Linked DNA regions of Homo sapiens: region 2 is linked to region 1. A link is a contact called in ENCODE Hi-C or POLR2A ChIA-PET data. All regions are on one chromosome and are shown on one strand. The core of a region is the stretch at or near the end of the contact, and the rest is flanking DNA. Distances in the headings are between cores, read along the strand shown.

What was found. Hi-C counts contacts between places; a loop is a spot of excess contacts on that map. ChIA-PET counts read pairs that join two places held with the same protein, here RNA polymerase II (POLR2A). Pooled maps may share reads with other maps.
Region 2: a loop to region 1 is called in a map of cardiac septum, with 4 times the contacts of the local background. The contact joins two enhancer-like sites. A Hi-C loop is called at or near these places in 7 of 168 maps with a recorded cell type or tissue (cardiac septum, esophagus muscularis mucosa, heart left ventricle and 2 more) and 2 of 50 pooled maps. POLR2A ChIA-PET finds 5 or more read pairs at or near these places in 2 of 52 experiments (OCI-LY7 and PC-3).

Annotation. Positions count from the first base shown.
Region 1 is chr9:69,214,233-69,218,179 of GRCh38, forward strand. TJP2 (tight junction protein 2) reads left to right here. Exons shown (of 23, transcript NM_004817.4): 3 at 2,107-2,231. Among named protein-coding and RNA genes, the nearest start is that of TJP2, 42 kb to the left of the region's middle. Within about 2 kb of position 1,804, at least 3 of the 41 ENCODE cell types and tissues checked have a DNase peak (open chromatin) inside an H3K27ac peak, as active enhancers do.
Region 2 is chr9:69,377,234-69,381,180 of GRCh38, forward strand. It overlaps ENTREP1 (endosomal transmembrane epsin interactor 1), which reads left to right. Exons shown (of 11, transcript NM_001347995.2): 5 at 137-244; 6 at 378-511. Among named protein-coding and RNA genes, the nearest start is that of ENTREP1, 54 kb to the left of the region's middle. Within about 2 kb of position 2,103, at least 7 of the 41 ENCODE cell types and tissues checked have a DNase peak (open chromatin) inside an H3K27ac peak, as active enhancers do.

The DNA of each region.
Region 1 (3,947 bases), core at 554-3,053:
GTGCCACCACACCTGGCTAATTTTTGTATTTTTAGTAGAGATGGGGTTTTGCCATGTTGGCCAGGCTGATCTCGAACTCCTGGACTCAAGCAATTCACCCGCCTTGGCCTCCCGAAGTGCTGGGATTACAGGTGTGAGCCACCGCACCTGGCCCAGACTTAGCTTTTTAAAACACAAATGAATTAGGATTATGTATTATCTATGCTCACCATTGTGCATTGCTAGACTGATCATGGATGTAATAAATCTTATTTCCGATCTTCCATGCATGAAGAAAAGGGTTTAGTGCTTTGCTTTTCATGAGATCTCAACACATATTTTACGTTCAAATTTTATCTTTAAAATCCAGTTACGGGCCGGGCGCAGTAGCTCACGCCTGTAATCCCCACACTTTGGGAGGCAGAGACAGGTGGATCACAAGGTCAGGAGATCGAGACCATCCTGGCCAACATGGTGAAACCCTCCCTGTCTCTCTACTAAAAATACAAAAATTAGCTGGGTGTGGTGGCACATGCCTGTAGTCCCAGCTACTCAGGAGGCTGAGGCAGGAGAATCACTTGAACCTAGGAGGCAGGGGTTGCAGTGAGCCAGCACCACTGCACTCCAGCCTGGCAACAGAGCAAGACTCCATCTCAAAAAAAAAAAAAACAAACAAATCCATTTACTTCTTTTTCACTGTATGTTGAAATGAAACTACCAACACATCTACTTTGAAGTTAAAGGTATACTTTAAAAATATAATTTTAGGCAGACATAAGAAAGAACGAAATATGTCCTTTGCAGCAACACGAATGTACCTGGAGGCCATTATCCTAAGCAAATTAATGCTGAAACAGAAAACCAAATACTGCATGTTCTCACTTAGAAGTGGGAGCTAAACATTGGGTACACACAGACACAAGGACAGGAACAGTAAACACTGGGAATTCCAAAAGTACGGAGGGAGGGAGAGGAGCAAAGTTTGAAAAACTACTTCTTGGGTACTGTGTTCGGTACTTGAGTGACAGGATCATTAGAAGCCCAAACCTCAGCATCAGACAATACACATATATAACAAACCTGCACATGTACTCCTGAATCTAAAATAAAAATAAAATTAAAAAGGATTGGCTAGCACTGGGAAGAGCAGTCTTTTCCCGCCCAGCTAGAAAGTTGTGGTTTTTTTTTTTTGTTTTTTAGAGACTTCTCCATTTGCCCAATTTAAAGTGCAAAAGCTGCCTTGGCTTGTTGAAGCCTTGACCTCACAGGCTCAGGTGATTCTCCCACCTCAGCCTCCCAAGTATCTGGGACTATGGATGTGCACCACCATGACCAGCTATTTTTTTCTATTTCTAGTAAAGACAGGGTTTTGCCATGTTGTCCAGGCTGGTCTTGAGCTGCTGGACTCAAGCAATCTGCCTGCATTGGCCTCCCAAAGTGCTGGGATTATAGACATGAGCCATGAGCCTAGGCAGAAGGTTTTTTTTTTTTTAATATGTCAAAACATCACAATATACAGAAGAATTAAAAATATTTACAGTACAGGCCAGGCACAATGGCTGTCTGTTGTAATCCCAGTGCTTTGGGAGGTTGAGACAGGAGGCTCATTTGAGCCCAGAAATTTGAGGCTGTAGTGAGTAGTGATCACACCGCTGCACTCCAGCCTAGCAACAGATCAAAACTCTGTCTCTTAAAAAACAAATACAATAAGGAAATCTGAAAATTAAAAAATACAGTTTTAGTACAGGTTCAGTTTTTACTGAAGTTGTTCCAGCTCGGGCCAGCATGATGCAAAGAGGTACAACTGGTGCTTCAAACAGTACGTCCCTATTTGGACTGAAGACATTGTTTCCTATCCCGGCCAGCTTCTAGTGATAACTCCAGTCTGCACTATCAATCTTTTCCAGCCTCTACAGGCTGTTTCTTTCAGATAAGGAATTTCCCTTTATAAACCTGTCAGCTGACAATGACTATGCTTTGTTTTGTTTCTCATTTGTTTCTGTAAGCCCATCTGTTCCTGAACAGTCTCTGGTTATTGATTTGACCTTTATTTTATTGAGTGCTTGTAATAAATCCTGAAAGCCACTTATTGAAGGATTTTTAATATTTCTCCTCTCTGATGTACAGGATTCCAAAAGAGGATTTGGAATTGCAGTGTCCGGAGGCAGAGACAACCCCCACTTTGAAAATGGAGAAACGTCAATTGTCATTTCTGATGTGCTCCCGGGTGGGCCTGCTGATGGGCTGCTCCAGTGAGTGTCCTCCCTCGCTCCGCAGCCCCTACCAGCCCTACTGGTTGGCCCTAGACGGGGTATTTTGGTTGGTGTCCACTTTATTTAAAAAAAAGAAAAAAATAACAAACTTTTATATAATATTTGAAAAGTCTTCAAGCTGGAATGGAAGCCATAACACACCATGTTTGAATAATGCCCAAACCTTGGGAACACCCCAGCTTTGGAGCGAGGAGGGCAGTTGTTTCCGTAAGAAGATAGTTCCAAACATCCCTCCTAGGTTTAGGAATCATTTCTGAACATGGAGTTTTAAATTGGCATGCTTCTCAACCCCGATGCTTAACCAACACTGTTTATGTTTGTTTTAATTTATATTCTTTAAGAATTTAATGAGGAGACTTTGGTTTATTGATTATCTTATTTGTAAGAGTGATGTGGAAGTTGGGACAATTTACTATAGGAAAACCACAAGTTTTCCAACTGCCAGCTTTCTGACCTGAAGAAGTAACACCATTTTATTTTAATTTTTAATAAATTTTTTCTTTTCTTTTTTTTTTTTTTTTTCAGACAGAGTCTTGCTCTGTCACCCAGTCTGGATTGCAGTGGTGCGATCTCAGCTCACTGCAACCATCACCTTCCGAGTTCAAGCAATTCTCTTCTGCCTCAGCCACCTGAGTAGCTGGGATTACAGGTGCCTGCCACCACTCCCAGCTAATTTTTGTATTTTTAGTAGAGACGGGTTTTCGCCATGTTGGCTAGGCTGGTGTCAAACTCCTGACCTGAAGTGATCTGCCCACCTCGGCCTCCCAAAGTGCTGGGATTACAGGCATGAGCCACCATACCCAGCTGGTAACACCATTTTACATGATACATGCCTGATTCCCACAGGATAACTTCTCAGGACGAAGTCTAAAGTTAACTGTATGGCTGCATTGGATAAATAGCTCAAAAGTTTAGGTTTTGTTGGTGTTTAAAGCCTCTGTGAACTAAGCACAGTGGCTCACGCCTATAATCCTGCACTTTGGGAGGCTGAGGTGGCAGGAACGCTTGAGGCCAGGTGTTCAAGATCAGCCTGGGCAACCTAGTGAGACCCTGTTGGGATGGCATGTACCTACTCGGGTCCCAGCTACTTGGGAGGCTAAGGTGAGAGAATCCTTTGAGCTCGGGAAGTTGAGGTTGCGGTGAGCTATCATCAGTCACACTACTGCAGTCCTTCCTGGGTGAGAGAGGGAAACCATGCCTCTTAAAAAATAAAATTATAGTTAAGAAAGTCTCTATAGTTTTATCAAAGTTAGTAGTCTTTCATATGGAGAAATGCAAAATTTTAAAGTAATATTTGGGATGAACTGGAACAATAGGATTCTGTGATCTCAAAATTTCTTAAGAATCCAAGGCAAGCCCTTTTCCTGCACAAAAGCACAAATGGATATACACCTACTTGGAAGGAGTGTTTTTAGACTTTTCTGAAGCCCACCGTGCACCTCAGGCAATAGGGGACTGATAGAGAAATTCCTTTTGTGTCCAGACCTCACCGTCATCAAGTACCTCCTGGTGTGATGCTGTGGTTTGGGGAGATCAGGCCTCTCTCTTCCCAGATGATTTCCATTTAGACACTCAGAATTGAGCTGTATGGCCCCCAGTTCCTTTCTTTGGAAGATCTCAGGCCAAGTTGACTGGGCCTTGGGCGCCACTAGACACTGAGCCCTTTAGAAAGCCTTTCAGGTCTATTTGCTGCTT
Region 2 (3,947 bases), core at 853-3,352, 160 kb after region 1:
CTAAGTCCTTTACATGCATCCTCTCCTGAGAATTGTCTTATGGAGGCAGCGTTATTATTATTTTAAAGATTTTCTACATTGTATTCTGGTGATGTTTGTTGAAGTACTTAGTGGTGCCATTGTTTCCTTGCCCCAGAAAGTCCTCTTTGCCCTGTGTGCCTTGAATGCCCTGACCACCACCGTCTGCTTGGTGGCCGCTGCCCTCCGCTACCTCCAGATATTCGCAACCAGGAGATCCTGCATCGTAAGTCTATGCAAGGGCATCATGGCCACGTTTCCGCTGAGCCAGCCCATGGACCCCTTCGTGTCATCCACTGCCTCTCTCCCCGTGCCTTTGTAATGAAGGCTGTTGACTAACTGAGCTGCTGTTTAATCAGGATGAATCCCAGATTTCTGCTGAAGAAGCGGAGGATCATGGACGCATCCCCGACCCTGATGATTTTGTGCCGCCTGTGCCTCCCCCTTCCTATTTTGCCACGTTTTACTCGTGCACACCCCGGATGAACCGCAGGTATCGTTCCTGAGTTCCCCTGCAGTCTGAGTGGGATGCTGTGGGTTCTGAAGACTGAAGTGTCTCCAGAACTCACCACATGAGATCTCACTTTTCTTTGAAAAAGAAAAAGAAAAATTTTTCCTGACTTGAGGAACGTTAGCCCAATGAGTGACAAAATCAGCTAGTGAACCCTGTGGTATGGCTTTTAGAGAGTCCACCTCTGCCAGCCTTCTTTAGAAAAATGAAAAACAATTATGCTGTTTTTCAGGGGTTTCTATTCTCTCTGTCTCTCTCTCTCTGTTTTCTGTCTTACTTTCTCTTTTTGTCTGATAAAACAGATGAATCCAAAGAAAAGTTAAACTTTGGCCTGAAGATAGACATTTTCAATTTCAATTAGCTTTCTAAGGGAAACTGACACCCAGGGAGATAACAGCTGTAATTTGACATGATTGAGAGTCGCTGTTGCCTTGGAAACACTCCCAGTTAGGCCAAATCGATGTTTCATTGTAATACCATCAGCAGGTCTCAACAATCAAGAAATTCTTCCTAGCCATTAAAAAGAGATTAATTATTAATTGTCTCTCCCTGGTCTAGAAAAAATAGATACCATACTTATTTTCCTTTTCAAATTTCAAACTTAAAATTTTGACCTTCTTAAATATCAAGGATTTTTATTGGTACAGTGAAATGCCGCATACATCTGTCTGATTGTTAGCAACTTCTAGAATCAAACCTTTTTTTAAAGAATGACTTCATTTAGGCGCGGCGTGGTGGCTCACACCTGTAATCCCAGCACTTTGGGAGGCTGAGGCGGGCAGATCATGAGGTCAGGAGATCAAGACCATCCTGGCTAACCCCCGTCTCTACTAAAAATACAAAAAAATTAGCCGGGCATGGTAGTGGGCACCTGTAGTCCCAGCTACTTGGGAGGCTGAGGCAGGAGAATGGCATGAACCTGGGAGGTGGAGCTTGCAGTGAGCTGAGATCGCACCACTGCACTCCAGCCTGGGTGAGAGCGAGACTTTGTCTCAAAAAAAAAAAAAAGAATGACTTCATTCGTTTATTCATTCAACAAACGTGGAATCCTCTGTGCTGGGTTATTGGAATTCAAAATGAGCTAGACCTGCTTCCTCCTCTACCATTAAGGAGCTCACAGTCTAGGTCATTAAAATGTGTGTTGGAAGGATCACGGTAATATTCAAAAGAGGGACTTTGGGTGCACAGAGAAGGTACACCTAACCCAGAGTGGCAAGGCAGTCAGAGATGGCTTCCTGGATGAAGTGAACTTAAGCTGAGTTTAAAGGATAAGCAAACATCTGTTGAACTTTTTGAAAGAGAATCTCTTAATTCCACAGAAATACTAGTGTCTTTAGCTTCATATTCAGAGGGCCAGAAATTTCTATTTTTTAATCCCTGTAGTACATGTAGAGACTTATCAAACTAACTTGGTGCTGAGCTTGAGGTTTTTAGAGAAGTATTTTCTAATGTCCAGGGTGATGGTATGTGACTTTGAGATAGGTCACCAGTGGGGCTGCCACCCAGACACTGTTAGTGTTCTTTTCAGTGGCTTAGCTGCTGACTCGTCCCTCAGTTATACCTGAACCCTACGTCTATACCCTCCCCAGCTCACTTGCCCAGGCAGGGGCAGAGATGACTGCAAAGCTGGAGGGGATGTCAGCTGGGTGACAGGTGGCCTGGGCTAGGCCTGTGGGACAGCTTGGCCTCTCTGGTGTTCAGGGAGTGGCCTCTACTGGAATTTCAAAGCCTCAGGGGCTGGGATGGCTTCCTTAATCTTTCAGGAAATGAGCCAAGAATGACAGAGGCTGAAGAGATATGGCAGCAAAACACATGTTCTTTCTGTACCTGAGGACACATTTGCAAAAATCTTAGCGCCGTCTCAGGCTGTCTGTAGAGGGTACATTGGAGGACAGTAAAAAATGACTGATATTTCATGGTGGGGATGAGAAATACCCTCTCCAATAAGAAGAATTCTTTGACACTGAGGTTGCGGATGAGCACTCTGTTGACCTAGGAGGAGGCAGCAGACAGATTTAGTTTCTGCAGTGGCAGAAAGGGAAAGTGACTCATGTGGGTTTAGGAGCCGAGCCATCCAGCAGTGTGCTCTGAGCACTCCCGACCTTCCTGTCTCCTCGCTTTCCTTTCTCTTCTCTGCTTCACCATAATAATGCTCATCACTGCAGATATTTCCACTCTTTAAGATCTAGGTGCATCCTCGGATTTGTCTCTCTGAGTCCTGAGACAGCCTCTGGCCAAATCCAGGTTGGAAGAAAACAGACAAGCTTCTCATCAAGGGCTTTATCCTTCAAAACTTTCTAGAAAGAAGGCCGAAGGAGGGAGTTAAAGCAAAACAGTCTTGTGAGAAAGAAGACATTGCCCAGTCTAAAATACGTGCCTAGAGCCCTATAATCATATTGCCAATGGGCAAACACCTTTATTTTTGGAAATTTTACCAATATCAGAGTGCAGTCCACTTTCCTTTTCAAAAGGGCTGAATTTATTCACATTTAGATACATGTCCTATCAAAAATATTTCACAATGTGACCAACTTTTCTAGATTCACGGTATAAATCAACTTTATAGACACTCATGGTTTAACCTCAGTTGGTAATTTTCTTTCTTTTAAGCAGGCAGGCAAGAATATTCATGATTGTTACTATTTTATGACCAGTTTTATCCAGAGTTTTCACACAACAGAGGCTCCCCATTTCCTGTAAGGTATTATGACCTCTCAGAAGAGGTTTGTTTAACTTCTATAAATACAACCACTTCATGCGTTGGCATCTCCTTGAGAAAAGGCTTCTCGAGTTACTGTCATAAACAGAAGTCTGATTGCAGTTGAGGTTTCTGTCCAAAGATGGGTTCGCTACTTTGTGAATTGATTTGTAATACAGGAGGGGGCCGTGCACCCCACCCCACCTCCGCTACTCCAGGGTGTCTCTGTTCTCAGAAGTTGGCTTGAGCCAGGGATCAAGGAGTCTCCAACCTATTTCTTGAACATGGATCTGGTTTTTACTCTGGGGATGTAGCCTATTAAAGAAAACCGAAGACTGAGGGGGTCTTGGGCATTGACGTGGTTGACATGGGCATTTCTTAAAGCAGAGCCCCCCCAAACCCCACTCATTTCCTTTCCTAAGAATTTCCAAACCCAAACTCAAGTGGAGCCGGGCGATGCTTGGGGTTGAGTCAGTGCTCAGCTGTAGAGGGTTGGGGGAGGGCCCTTCCCTCTCTCCCCCTCTGCAGGCAGCAACCCTGTACCCAGTCACAGGGTACAGTTTTCCAGTACAGGAGGAGGAGGATTCTCTGGTCAATGGTGTATCTGCTGCTGCATTCCACCTGAGTGAGTCTTCAGGGCCTATTTGTAGCCTGAAAGCAGAACATGCTTTGAATTTCCATCTTCAGTGCTCCTGAGCCTGCACCAGTGAAGTCTTCCTG